Regions from separate parts of the Homo sapiens genome. Here regions 1 and 3 are each linked to region 2. A link is a contact called in ENCODE Hi-C or POLR2A ChIA-PET data. All regions are on one chromosome and are shown on one strand. Each heading gives the region's core, a stretch centred on a gene start or an enhancer-like site at or near the end of the contact. The rest is flanking DNA. Distances are from core to core; before and after follow the strand shown. Region 1 overlaps MED13L (mediator complex subunit 13L). Region 2 holds the start of FBXW8 (F-box and WD repeat domain containing 8). Region 3 has its middle 59 kb from the start of MED13L.

Evidence for each region. Hi-C counts contacts between places; a loop is a spot of excess contacts on that map. ChIA-PET counts read pairs that join two places held with the same protein, here RNA polymerase II (POLR2A). Pooled maps may share reads with other maps.
Region 1: a loop to region 2 is called in a map with no recorded cell type, with 4 times the contacts of the local background. The contact joins the enhancer-like site here to the promoter of FBXW8 in region 2. A Hi-C loop is called at or near these places in 6 of 37 single-sample maps with no recorded cell type and 4 of 50 pooled maps. POLR2A ChIA-PET finds 5 or more read pairs at or near these places in 1 of 52 experiments (A549).
Region 3: a pooled map shows a loop between it and region 2 (3-fold over the local background). The contact joins the enhancer-like site here to the promoter of FBXW8 in region 2. A Hi-C loop is called at or near these places in 5 of 37 single-sample maps with no recorded cell type and 8 of 50 pooled maps.

The regions. Positions count from the first base shown.
Region 1 is chr12:116,192,669-116,197,466 of GRCh38, reverse strand. The region is part of intron 2 of MED13L (mediator complex subunit 13L); the gene reads left to right. Among named protein-coding and RNA genes, the nearest start is that of MIR620, 46 kb to the right of the region's middle. RefSeq lists a silencer at 1-283 and an enhancer at 1-283. Within about 2 kb of position 1,731, at least 3 of the 41 ENCODE cell types and tissues checked have a DNase peak (open chromatin) inside an H3K27ac peak, as active enhancers do.
Region 2 is chr12:116,909,122-116,913,655 of GRCh38, reverse strand. FBXW8 (F-box and WD repeat domain containing 8) reads right to left here and starts at 2,706. Exons shown (of 11, transcript NM_153348.3): 1 at 2,301-2,706. The coding sequence starts at 2,618. RefSeq lists silencers at 2,239-2,498, 2,659-2,878.
Region 3 is chr12:116,334,518-116,339,375 of GRCh38, reverse strand. No RefSeq gene overlaps it. Among named protein-coding and RNA genes, the nearest start is that of MED13L, 59 kb to the right of the region's middle. RefSeq lists an enhancer at 2,155-2,204. Within about 2 kb of position 3,100, at least 4 of the 41 ENCODE cell types and tissues checked have a DNase peak (open chromatin) inside an H3K27ac peak, as active enhancers do.

The DNA.
Region 1 (4,798 bases), core at 482-2,981, 720 kb after region 2:
CAGTTGGAGCTCCCATTTGTGTCCCAGAAGAACATCTTACTGATGAAAATAAAGTAGTGGTTGTGCTAAATGACTGAAGAATGGACAACGAGATAAAGCAGAGAACAGAGATAGAGTTCCTTATGGCAGTGGGCCAGAGTCCTACTGACATGTACAGATAACTAAAGAAAGCGTGTGCTGTGTATCTTGTGCTGTCAGATAGATGCTGACTGAACCGTGCTAGTTAGGGAGACCAGCCCTTCAGCCGAGTACACGGTTTCATCTTTGCAGTTAGGCTGCAGGACTGCTGCTGTATTTTCATCCACCGGAGCTTAATATAATTTTAAGGATTATGTGGGTGGAGGCTTAGACTAAAGTAAAGTGAGTGTGCTGTTTATCACCAGCAAAGAGTATGCTTTGTCTTGAGAGAGAGACACTGAACTGATGTTCTGTCTTATTGTTTGTGTTTTCAGACTTAATATGGTTACTGTTCAAACTACTATATATCTTTGAAAGATTCCCATTGATATGTATTCCCATCAAAAAGAATTACTAAGTATATAACTAGATATAAATGCCTTCAAATTTTGAAGACATGTCTGTCTAATGCTAAAATTAATGCACTTTTATTAATCTGATAGTGCCCCTAAAATACACAAAACTTTAACCAGCTGTATGTCTTAACTAGTTTAGATAAAACCATCAGATTCTTAAGCTATGTAGACACAGCTGGACCACCAAAAAGAGAGTTAAAATTTTATAATATAAATGCAGCCTAAATTATCAGCATTATTACTTTTCTATTTATTTTAAATTTGGAGAGAAAGGTTAAAAGATACTTCTGATTGAATAAATTGTGTTGATGGCAGTAGGTTTGCTTTTTGATTGTATATTTGGTTTTAGTTAACAAGAAATCCTGTTACTCAATTCTGTAATCTACTATTCTAGTACTCTTCTACCCCAATCACAAGTTTTATTGCCACCGTTTTGGAAAGAAAGCACTCTTATCTCATGTGTCATTTCTCTGGGTGTTAGAAACTGAATTTAAAGGACTATTAAGTTGCAGCCGAAGCCGAAGACTGGGCCAGTCAGACTTTTTTTTTTTTTGTTAATTGCACCTTACTTATTGGCCCTGTTTTCAATTTTGCTCTGTGGAAACACCCAGAGGACCTCTGTGGTGTTCTTGGGTAGCATGTATTCTGTACACAATTTGGCCCTCTAAAGTGAGGTCAACAGTAAAAAATATAATTTAAAAATTAAGCTAGATGAGTTCAACCAGTAATTTTTTTTCTTGCTACTTGAAAGTTAGATTATCCATTAGGTTATAATTTTCTTTGTTATGTTGTTGATCTGGATAATATATGATTCAGTGTAATTTTTTCTTTTCTCATTGCCTCTTTGCTTGTTCTGAAACTGCTGTTAAATATATCATTGAACCTTGTTTTCTGGCCTCCATAATATATCTTTAAAACTTCTTTGCCTCTGCAACTTTCTAGTTAAATTCTTCATTATTATTCTCTAGTTTATTAACTCCTTTTCAATTTTTACTGTTTACATTTTATCTCTTACTCAGTTTTTCATTTCCATTGCTTATTTTAAAATTATTTAAAACTTACTTTGAGTTAAAATATTCATTCTTTAGCTTTTAAATTCTTTTTCATTTCCACCTAGCCTTGTTTCACTTCTGCTTGTTGTGATTTTTTTTCCCTTTATAAAAGAAATTTTACTCTTTTATAAAGAGTAAAAGAGTGGCTCACGCCTGTAATCCCAGCACTTTGGGAGGCTGAGGTGGGTGGATCGCTTGAGGTCAGGAGTTCAAGACCAGCCTGGCCAACATGGCAAAATCCTGTCTCTACTGAAAATACAAAAATTAGCTGGTGTGGTAGCGCACACCTGTAATCTCAGCTACTTGGGAAGCTGAGGCAGGAGAATCGCTTTGAACCTGGGAGGCGGAGGTTGCAGTGAGCCGAGATTGTGCTACCCTAGCCTGGGTGACAGAGCCAGACTCTATCTCAAAAAAAGAAAAAAATTTTAAGCATACTATTTTCAGGCTTTTCTGTTTCTATTTTGTTTGAAGGGATTTTGTATTTCAGTTGCTGTGTTTTTATTCGTTTTCTTTATGTCATGGTACAGCTTTGACTGGGAAGTCCCCCCACTCCCCACAGTCCCTTCTAGTGGTTTTGCACGTATTCTTAACTGCTTCTCCCTGTTGCCCCCACCCCCACCAAGGTCTTAGATTGGCAGCAGAGGGCACTTGTCTCCCACTGATGGTAGATACACCTGCATCTTTGTTCCAGTTGGCCAGGCAGTGGGATAGTGTGGCTGAAGCCCTAGTATTCTCACTTTCCTAGGCACTCAGTTTCTGAGAAGACATACTTCCTGAAAGTCCACACAGCTTACTTACCCCCAGGCAGCTGTTAGTAGCAGTTTGTTTTCAGCCCAATTTCGGCCTCAGTCCCTTATCTTAGGTGGGCCACTTTTATTCCTGTTTCTATAGGATCTGAAACCTAGGCCTTCACTGGTTCCTTCTGAAACCAGAGCCTAGCAGCCCTATACCTTCTGCCCACTCTCTGTTACATATTTCTGTTTCATGGTGATGCTGGTCTTTTTTAGTTAGGTAGGTCTTTAAAATGTCTTCTCCAGGATTTTGCCTGTTGTTGCTTTGTATTTGAAACAGGGTGGGTTTTCAAAGCAATTTATGATGCCATCTTGATTGGAAGTTCCAGTAAATTAAAAAAATTATTTCTAGCTTATTATATTTCAGTCATATTTTATTTTTAACAAGCTTTTGATTTTTTAAACAATCTTGTGAATCTTTTCATATTCTCTAGAACATATAAATATTTCTCTTTATGCAGTTCAGCCAAAGTTTATTTAGCATTGTGGGCTTAATATTTTCGTGATGCTTTTGAATGTGGTTAAGGTGAATTTGATCAGATGGATTGAGGATTTGTAGATGAAGTAGTCCTGAATGATTTTTACTATGATTAGGAAATACCCTGTACTTAAAAAGAAGTAGGGGTGGCTGGGAGTGGTGGCTCATGCCTGTAATCCCAGCACTTTGGGAGGCGGAGGTGGGTGGCTCACCTGAGGTCGGGAGTTTGAGACCAGCCTGACCAACATGGAGAAACCCTGTCTCTACTAAAAATACAAAATTAGCTGGGCGTGGTGGTGCAAGTCTGTAATCCCAGCTACTCAGGAGGCTGAGGCAGGAGAATCGCTTAAACCCAGGAGGTGGAGGTTGCGACGAGCCGAGGTTGCACCATTGCACTCCAGGTTGGACAAAAAGAGCGAAACTCTGTCTCAAAAGAAAAAAAGAAGTAGGGGTGTGGGTATAGACAGGGTTATTTTTTTGTTTTTTGTTTTTTTAAATACCCTTCCGTCATCTTCTCTTCTTTTGTCATTTACATCTACATCTTTAAAAATTGGAGATAGGAAATATTCTGATTGAGTAAACTTATTTAGGTTCTGGTAAAGTTTTGTAAATTGCTGAAAGGCTGGAAAGTTAATTGGAGCTTTTTAATAGTGAAATTGAACTTTGTTAATGTCTTTTTGCTAACTACTTTGATCAGCTTTAATCTTTGACTAGCTTCTCATTGAGTTCATTCATAAAGGTATTTCTTAGGAGACTGATGTACAGTGATCGGTTTACTTGTGAGTTACATTCTTTGGACTGGATGTGATTCTTGATTGTGACTCCTACTATTCCCATGATGATTTCCTTTCTCTAGAGAAGCAGATATGTGGTTTTCATTTCTTTGTGCTTTTTCCTTTGATTTTGGGGACTCTGATTATTAGTAATTAGAAATTCTTACCTTTTTTTTTAAACAAAAATAGCGAGGTATTAGTGATTATTAGGAGTTTTTTTTTTCTGAGAGATTTCTACTTTACACTAAATCTTCATCTTGACCAGATTTGACAATGCATTTAGATAAACTACTTGAGAATTTTTTTGGAAATACCGAAAAATAATTAGATGACTCACATTTCAAGTACTTCTAAAACAGTAAGTTAATATGTAGACCTATTCTCAGTTGATATTTGTGCTTGAGTTTAAAGTTTAGATGTTTTGTTCCTAAGACAAAGCATGGACAATATAGTACTTCTATTACATTGAAAAATATTTTTGATTATTTCTAAAATAAATAAGCTTCAGGTTAAAAACTTAAAATTATTAAAGACAGGATTTTGCTTTGTTGTCCAAGCTGTAGTGCAGTGGCATGATCGTAGCTCACTGCAGTTGCAAACTCCTGGGCTCAAGCCATCCTCCCACTTCAGCCTCCCAAGCAGCTGTGACTACAGGAGTGAGCTACCATGCCTGCCTAATTTTTGTTTTTTTTGTTGTTGTTGTTTCTTTTTGAGAAGGCGTCTTGCTCTGTTGCCCAGGCTGGAGTGCAGTGGCATGATCTCGGCTCACTGCGAACCTCCGCCTCCCCAGTTCAGGCGATTTTCCTCTGTCAGCCCCCTGAGTAGCTGGGACTACAGGCACGTGCCACCATGCGTAAGTTTTTGTATTTTTAATAGAGACGCGGTTTCACCGTGTTAGCCAGGATGGTCTTGATTTCCTGACCTGGTGATCTGCCCGCCTCAGCCTTCCAAAGTGCTGGGATTACAGGCATGAGCCATGGCGCCCGGCCCATGCCTGCCTGATTTGTAAATTTTTTGTAGAGACAGGGTCTGCCTGTCTTGCCCAGGCTGGTCTTGAACTGCTGAACTAAAGCAGTCTTCCTGCTTTGGCCTCCCAAAGTGCTGGGATTATTGGAATATTAGAAATAAGGGTCAGGGTTGTTTTTTTAATTATTCCTTAAATTGTTCTTGT
Region 2 (4,534 bases), core at 1,457-3,956:
GCAAGACCAATCCCTCCTTCGTAGCAGCAGCAGCAGCCTACCCAGCATGAAGGCAATGAGAATGATGGCCTTTGTGATGAGCCACTTTCACTTAATGAATAGTAAATACATTTTCTCTTATAATTTTCTTAATGACACTTTCTCCTCTAGCTTACTTTATTATAATGCTACAGTATATAACACACAGAAGATACAAAATATGTGTTAACTGACTTATCTATAAGGCTTCTGGTCAACAGTAGGCTATTCGTAGTTAAGTTTTGGGAGAGTCAAAAGTTATACACAGATTTTTGACTGCAAGGAGGTCAGTTCTCCTAACCCCCCAGGTTGTTCAAAGGTCAACTGTACATGATTTGCTTCTTTACTATTTTTGGCATCAATGCCTATACCTCTAAGGTGTTACAAATGGAAAGCCTTGAGAATCAGGACCTTAAACCAAAGGAGGCTATACAGTAGAGTATAATGTCTTAAACTTGCCTGATCATACCAGTCATCAGATTTCAGGGCCCCTTCCCTGGTGATGGAGTTAGCAGGTCTGGGGAGGGCCCAGAACCTATATTATAACCAAGCCTCAAGTGATTCTTATGCCAACTCAAGTTCACGTGGTGAAACTTGGAGTTGAAAAGACCTGGATCCAAATTCAATCCCCAGAATCTATCAGTGGGGTAATGCTGGGCAAGTTACAGAGAATCTCTGAGTTTCTTCATTTGTAAAAGGAGAGTTAAAATCTACCTCACAGGATTGTTATATTCGAATTAGGGCAGAGCACAGGACTAAACACTTGGTAAAAACTCAAATAGTAGCTATTAATGCTATTTGAGTAAACTACATATTACATAAAATAATAGGCCATTATTTCTTGAAACAGCTTGCCACTTAAAAGAATTATTCTCGGCCGGGCGCGGTGGCTCACGCCTGTAATCCCAGCACTTAGGGAGGCCGAGGCGGGCGGATCACGAGGTCAGGAGATCGAGACCATCCTGGCTAACACAGTGAAACCCCATCTCTACTAAAAATACAAAAAGAAATTAGCCGGGCGTGGTGGTGGGCGCCTGTTAGTCCCAGCTACTGGGGAGGCTGAGGCAGGAGAATGGCGTGAACCTAGGAGGCGGAACTTGCAGTGAGCCGAGATCGCGCCACTGCAACTCCAGCCTGGGCGACAGAGCGAGCGAGACTCCGTCTCAAAAAAAAAAAAAAAAAAAAAGAATGATTCTCAATTGGGAGGATCACTTGGGCCCAGGAGTTTGAGACCAGACTGGGCAATACAGGGAGACCTTGTCTCTACCAAAAAATTTAAAAAATTAGCTGAGTGTGGTGGCGCATGCGTGTAGTCCCAGCTACGCGGGATGCTGAGGGAAGAGGATGGCTTGAGCCAGGCAGTTTGAGGCTGCAGTGGGCCGGGAGAGCAACAGTACACTCTAGCCTGGGCAACAGAGCAAGACCCTGTCTCAGAAAAGAAAGAAAGAAAGAAAAAAAAAAAAAAACAGGAAAAAAAAAAGTGGGTTCCCAATTGTAAAGCTGTAGGGACTTCCTTTGGGCCTAATTTAAATCAAACCATTAGAACCTGGAGCCTTGTCCTCTTAACCTGGGAGCCACGGATGCATTTCAGGTGTTCTTGATTTTCCCAACTTTCTGAAGGGGATTATTTTTAACGGACACAGGGTCCCCAGCTTCCTCCAGATTCTCCAAGGTATCCACGCCCCACAAAAAGATAAGAAACTCTATCCTAATGAAAGTGCCCAGGAGATTCTTCCTCCTCTTCTTCCTTTTTTTCTGAGATAATTTTTTTGAATACGTGCACGGTTACAAAAATTAAATAGTGCAAACAGTATACAAAGGTAAAATTACTTCCTATCCATCATCTGGGTCCTCCTTTTCAAAGGCAACCTTTGTTCAAAGTTTAGGTAGCCTTCAAGAGCAGGATTTCTCAACCCCACACTTACTGATATTTTGTCCTGGATAATTTTTTTGTGCGTGGTGTCCTGTACACTGTAGGATGTTCAGGAGCATCTCTGGCCTCTACCCACTAGATGCCCAGTAACATGCACACATACACACCCCGATGAGGCACCCAAAAATGTCTGCAGACACTGCCACATCTGGGGGAACAAAATCGCCCTGGTTGGGAAGTGCTGCTTCCAGAAAGACCCCTATGCAAGCACAAACATTGGTGTTTGTGCGTCTACTCATTTTCTCGGGCAACTAGTGGCACACAGTTACTCTCCAAATCACTGCAGGGGTTTGTCCTGGGGGCGGGGGCCGGCGCAGGCATGGGCGGGGGGGAGGCGACGGCCACTCACCAGGTCGCGGATGAGCTGGTCCACCAGCTGCTCCCCGCCCCCGGCGCCCTCGCGGGCCAGAGGAGAACGTGAGCGGCTCGCTACGTCCTGCCCCTCGGCCCGAGTCGCCCGCGCCGCCGGGGGCCTCCCCGCGCCCTCCAGGAGACGCTGGGCCAGCGCCGGGTCCCCCGAGGCCTGTTCGCCGCGCCCGGAGCCCACCTCCGGCCGCCGAGCCCGCCTCTCGGCAGCCTCGGGCCGTCGCCGCTTCTTCGGCGCCTGGGCCTGCGCCAGCTCCTCCTGCCAGCGCCGACGGAACTCATCCAGGCTGTAGTCGTCCATATTCGCCGCTCCCGGCGCTCCACGTTCTCCTCGGTTCCACCGGGTGCCACGAGACAGTCCCGCCCAGGGAAGTGTCCGCCGCGGCCGGAAGCCGCTGCCGCCGCCGCTCTAGGGTTCCGGGTGGGCGTCCACGCCCCCGCCACGCCCCCGGCGCTGCCCCTGTACGCACGTGGTGGTCCGGCTTGTGGCTTGTGGCGCCCAAAGCAGAGGTTTACGCAGCTGCCCCTCAGCCCGTCAGCTCTGCTGCCTATCACTTTTGCTAAGCTCTGACTTTGCGCCAAGCATTGTTCCTTCATTCAACAAACATTCATTCAGCAACTACTATATGCCAGGCACCAAGAATTCAGCATTTAAATCTGTAAAACAAAACAAAAACTCTGACGTCTTGGAGCATGCGTTTAAGTAGGGAGACTTTAAACAAAGAAATATGAACATTTAAATCAGTGATAGGTATTAGGAAGAAAACAAAATAAGGTAAGGTAAGGGGAGTAAGGATTGATAGTGAAAGTCTGTTTAAGATGTTATTTAAATTAAAATCTAAAAGAGAATCAACAGGTGGATAAAGAAACTGATATATACATATGGTGGAATACTACTCAGCCATAAAAAAGGAATGAATTCATGGCATTCGTAGCAACCTGGATGGGATTGGAGACTATTATTCTAAGTGAAGTAACTCAGGAATGGAAAACCAAACATCGTATGTTCTCACATATAAGTGGGAGCTAAGCTACGAGGATGCAAAAGCATAAGAATGACTTATGGGACTTTGGAACAGGGGAGGGGGACGAGGGGAGGGTGGGAAGGTGGGGAGGGATAAAAGACTATAACTTGGGTTCAGTGTATACTGCTCGGGTGATGCGTGCACCAAAATCTCACAAATCACCACTAAAGAACTTACTCATGTAACCAAATACCACCTGTTCCCAATAACCTGTGGAAATAAAAATTTTTTTTTAAAAATCTGAAAGAGAAACCAGCCAAGGGAAGGTCAGATCTTAGGAGAGAGATTTCCAGAAGGAAATCCAAGGGCTTTAAGATGGGAAAGAAAATGACATACGATGGCGTTCCACTTAAAAATGTTTTCTTTGCACCTGATATTCCCTCAGCAGGGAACTTTTCCCCCCACCTTGACTTGGTTAACTCCTACACATCTTTCATATCTCAACTCACATTTCACTTAATCTTCCAACCTCCACTCAAGAAACATCAGGTATCCCTGTTACTCATTCTCACAGCATCCTGTACTTCTCATCATAATACATAACACAATTTGTAATTTTATTTTTATGTATATATATATATCCCTTCCCTTCTAGATTGGCAACTCTTAGCTTTGAGACTGGTGATTAATACATGCTCAATAAATGGTTTTTTGTTTGTTTGTTTGTTTGGTTTGTTTTGTTTTTGAGACGGAGTCTCGCTCTGTTGCCCAGGCTGGAGTGCAGTGGCGCGATCTCGGCTCGCTGGAAGCTCCGCCTCCCGGGTTCACGCCATTCTCCTGCCTCAGCCTCCTGAGTAGCTAGGACTACAGGTGCCCGCCACCACACCTGGCTAAGTTTTTGTATTTTTAGTAGAGATAGGGTTTCACCATGTTGGCCAGACTAGTCTTGAACTCCTGACCTCAAGTGATCCACCCACCTCAGCCTCCCAAAGTGCTGGGGTTACAGGTGTGAGCCACCACTCCAGGCTCAAAGATGCTCTTGCAATTAACTGTCCCTTATTCCTTGTCTAACTCTTCTTAGTCTCTCAGGCCTCTTCTCTAGAATCACTTCTGTAAATAAACTAGCTGCCTACAAACCCAGGGCTCAGGCTTGCTTACTGTGGGAAACCAGGCTTGGACAACCTTCACTGTAGAAAATTAGAGTATATGGTTGGGCGTATATTCACACCACTACACTCCAGCTTGGGCGACA
Region 3 (4,858 bases), core at 1,851-4,350, 570 kb after region 2:
TTGGGAACCACTGGTTTTGTGCCTCCCTCAGCTACAGAAGCCAGGGAAGGAGGAGTTCAGTCCTCCACACCCCATTTGGAGTGGCACTCAGACCTCCTCCCTGGCCCTTTGGTTCTGGAGGATTATACCCACTTCCTCATTACCAAGGCAAACATGCAGAGTTGGATTTGCATGAGTTAAACACATGTCTGGTACAACCCCATGTTAATAAGTATTTAGTGTTATATTTTAAAGTCGCATTACAGGCCCGGCTCAGTGGCTCATGCCTGTAACCCCAGCACTCTGGGAAGCCGAGGCAGGCAGATCACTTGAAGTCAGGAATTCAAGACCAGCCTGGCCAACATGGTGAAACCTCATCTCTACTAAAAATACAAAAATTAGCTGGGCATGGTGGCGCACGCCTGTAATCCCAGCTACTCGGGAGGCTGAGGCAGGAGAATTGCTTGAACCTGGGTGGCAGAGGTTGCAGTGAGCTGAAATCACGCCACTGCACTCCAACCCAGATGACAGAGCGAGACTCGGAAAAAAAAAAAAAGAAAGGAAAAAAGTTGCATTACAAAAAAAAAAAAAAAGTCACCAGGAGTCCCTCCCTGTCCACCTCTCTGCTGCTCGGCCTTCTTTGGGCTGGCTTTGTTTGCAGGCAGGGCCTCCCACAGATGGCTGCTAGCAGCTCTAGGCTCACATTCTACCAGTTTAGTAACCCTATCGAGAAAAGAAAGCCTCTCTCCCCATGGTTTCCGCCAAAAAATAGCTGCCATTCATTGAGTGCTTCTTCAGAGCCAAGCCCACCTCCTGGGCACGTTTCTCAATCCTCTCAATTATTCCTCACAATGGCTCTCAGATGTTGTCGCTATTATTATCCCACTTTAAAGTGAGGAGACTGAGGTTACATAAACTTACCCAAGGTCACAGGGCTACTAAATGACAGAGCTAGAGCTGATGCTCTTAATTGTCACACTATACTGCCCACCGTGACCACGGACTTTCCTGCAGTTATTCCCCAAATCTCTGGGATGGGGCAGGGCTCATATTTAACAGAAGACAATGAGTGGCAGCTCTGTTCCAGCTCCTTTGTGGGTGTTATCTCACTTTTATCCCCATTTCACAGCTAAGGAAACTGAGGCTCAGAGAGGTTAATTAACTTTCCCAAGCTCACACAGACAAAAGGTAGAGAATTAGGGCTGGGCACGGTGGCTCACGGCTATAATCCCAGCACTCTGGGAGGCAGAGGCAGGCGGATCACTTGAGGCTAGGAGTTGGAGACCAGCCTGGCCAATGTGGTGACAACCCGTCTCTACTAAAAATGCAAAAATAAGCTGGGCATGGTTGTGGGCACCTGTAATCCCAGCTACTTGGGAGGCTGAGGCACAAGAATTGCTTGAACCCAGGAGGCAGAGGTTGCAGTGAGCCAAGATCTCGCCACTGCACTCCAGCCTGGGCAACACAGTGAGACTCTGTGTCAAAACAAAACAAAACAAAACAAAAAACAGAAAAGCGGACATCCAGGGAAGGGAAAGAAGCCAAGGAGGAGTGTGAGCATAGAAGCAGAAAAGGACACTAGTGTCACATCATGGGGAGCCTCAAGAGCTGAGGATACCACACTTCTTAATTCAGGTGGTTCAGGTAGGCAGTGTCAATCCATATGGAGTGAACCTGTTTCCCATTTCTTCGGGAACCTGCCTTCCCCTTGCTAGAATTACATTTTAGAATTGCAATTAGAATTCCCCCAGCTAGAATTAACATTCTAGGCAGGCTCCCAAAGGAATGGGGATGCTGCTACCAGAAGGGGGAGGCACCCTGGACGGAGAAAGAAGAGAGAGGTCGGCTATCATCAAATCCTTCCGCTCATTCATTCAACAACAAATACGTATTGAACATCAACAGTGGGCCAAGCCTGTGCTTGACATAGAGTCACGAACTCTTAGACTACGGAATCTGCCCTTCAATTTCCCCCTTTCCACTACTGGATTCAGCTACCCCCTGCTTGCCTTCGATTGTTTCAGTTCTTCAAGTTTAAATTTCTGAAAGAGGCCGGATGTGGTGGCTCATGCCTGTAATCCCAGCACTTTGAGAGGCTGAGGCTAAGGCAGGCAGATCACTTGAGGCCAGGAGTTCAAGACCAGCCTGGGTAACATGTTGAAACTCCGTCTCTACAAAAAAAAATACAAAAATTAGCCAGGCGTGGTGGTGCATGCCTGTGGTTCCAGCTACTCGAGAGGCTAAGGTGGGAAGGTCAATTGGGCCCAGGAGGTTGAGGCTTCCGTGAGCCATGACCGTGCCACTGCACTCCAGCCTGGGTGAGACAGCGAGACTCTGTCTCAAAAGTAAATGAATTAATAAATAAATTTCTCAGAGAGGTCTGATTCTCTTGTGTTTTGAGTCTGACTACACGGTAGGTCATGAGCCCAGTCCAATTAGACAGAAAACAGCTGACCGTGGCTCCTCTAAGCAGAGCACCGCAGGCAGGGGAGTTCCCATACAAAGGGAAGTTGGGTGTGACGGACTCCATGTCAACATAACCACCTACAGTCAGAGGGGTCATTGCAGCAGATCAGCCACGTCATCATCCTTTACTGAAGCCATCACATCACTCCCACTAGCAACAGATTCATACCCAGAGTTATCTTTTTTTTGTTTGTTTGAGACGGAGTCTCCCTCTGTTGCCCAGGCTGGAGTATAGTGGTGTGATCTCGGCTCACTGCAAGCACCACCTCCCGGGTCCACGCCATTCTCCTACCTCAGCCTCCCGAGTAGCTGGGACTACAGGTGCCTGCCTCCACGCCTGGCTAATTTTTTTTGTATTTTTAGTAGAGACAGGGTTTCAGTATGTTAGCCAGGATGGTCTCAATCTCCTGACCTTGAGATCCGCCCACCTTGACCTCCCAAAGTGCTGGGATTACAGGCGTGAGCCACCGCGCCTGGCCCATACCCAGAGTTATCTTGATGGTGCTGACTATAATCCTATACTCAGGACATTGGTTCAGTCACAAAGGTTGGGGAAAAATGATTATAAATTCTCCTAATGCAGACAGTGATGATGGTTGGGATGCAAATTATCACTGAGCAATTTTTTTTTTTACCACTGCATTTGCATTAAACCATTTGAATACTACTGAATGATTTATATGTTGAAAGGGACTCTATTCCCCATTGCAGGAGATGAGAGGCACAATTAGCTCATGATTAGTCATCTCTGAAGAAGAGGCATAACGGGTCCGAGTGGGAAAGTAGAAATTCATAGTTTCACCAGGCACGGTGGTGCATGCCTGGAGTCCCAGCTACTCGGGAGGCTGAGAAGAGAGGATCTCCTGAGATGGGAGTTCAAAGCCAACTTGGGCAATATAGCGAGACCCTGTCTCAAGAAAGAGAATGGAAGGAAGAAAGGAAGGAAGAAAGGGAGGGAAGGAGGCAAGTTATCTTAGGATTGCACATTGGGTCTGCCTTTCTAAAGAACAATTTGGCAATAGCTATTAAATACTAAATATACAAAATCTTTTTGATCCAGTAATTCTAGGAATTTGTGGTAAGAACATAATCAGAGTTGTATTGGAAAATATTTCTCCAAGGTGGTTCACTGCAGCATTAATATAATACTAAGCCAGGCGTGGTGGCTCACGCCTGTAATCCCAGCACTTTGGGAGGCCAAGAAGGGTGGATCACGAGATCAGGAGTTCGAGACCAGCCTGACCAAAATGGTGAAACCCCGTCTCTACTAAAAATACAAAAATTAGCCGGGCATGGTGGCGTGCGCCTGTAATCCCAGCTACTCAGGAGACTGAGGCAGGAGAGTCACTTGAACCCAGGAGGCAGAGGTTACAGTGAGCCGAGATCACATCACTGTACTCCAGCCTGAGCAACAGAGCGAGACTCCATCTAAAAAAAAATACATATATATGTGTATATATATATTGTATATGTGTGTGTGTATATATATAGTATATATGTGTATATATGTATGTATATATATTACTAAAAAAATTTGGCCAGGCTCAGTGGCTCACACCTGAGCCCATCACTTTGGGAGGCTGAAACAGGTGGATCACTTGAGGTCAAGAGTTGGAAACCAGCCTGGCCAACATGGTGAAACCCTGTCTCTACTAAAAATACAAATTTAGCTGGGTGTGGTGGTGCACGACTGTAGTTCCAGCTACTCGGGAGGCTGAGGCACGAGACTTGCTTGAACCCAGGAGGCAGAGGTTGCAGTGAGCTGAGATAGCACCACTGCCCTCCAGCCTGGGGCAACAGAGTGAGACTCCATCTCAAAAATAAATAAATAAATAAATTTTTTTTAAAAAAATTAGGAGCAACCTAAATGTCCAATAATTGAAGATTAGCTAAGTAAATTATGGTGCATCCATGTGATAGACTCAGTGCAGTCCAAAAGAAATTATGTGAAAGAGTATTAAATGACATAAGAAAATGTGGTATTTTAAAAAGCAAGCTGGCCAGGCGCAGTGGCTCACACCTGTAATCCCAAAACTTTGGGAGACCGAGGCAGGTGGATCACGAGGTCAGGAGTTCAAGACCAGCCTGGCCAAGATGGCGAAACCCCTTCTCTACTAAAACTACAAAAAATTAGCCGGGCGTGGTGGCAGGTGCCTGTAATCCCAGCTACTTGGGAGGCTGAGGCAGAGAATTGCTTGAACCCGGGAGGCAGAAGTTGCAGTGAGCCGAGATCGCGCCACTGCACTCCAGCCTGGGTGACACAGCAAGACTACAACTCAAAAAAAAAAAAAAAAAAAGAGCAAGCTGTAGAAATTATGAACAATACACCATTTCTGTAAGGTTAGTTTTGAAAATCTTTGGGCAACAGGGTAGAGTGGAGGAATAATATAGTGATTAAGGCCAAGGCTTTGTG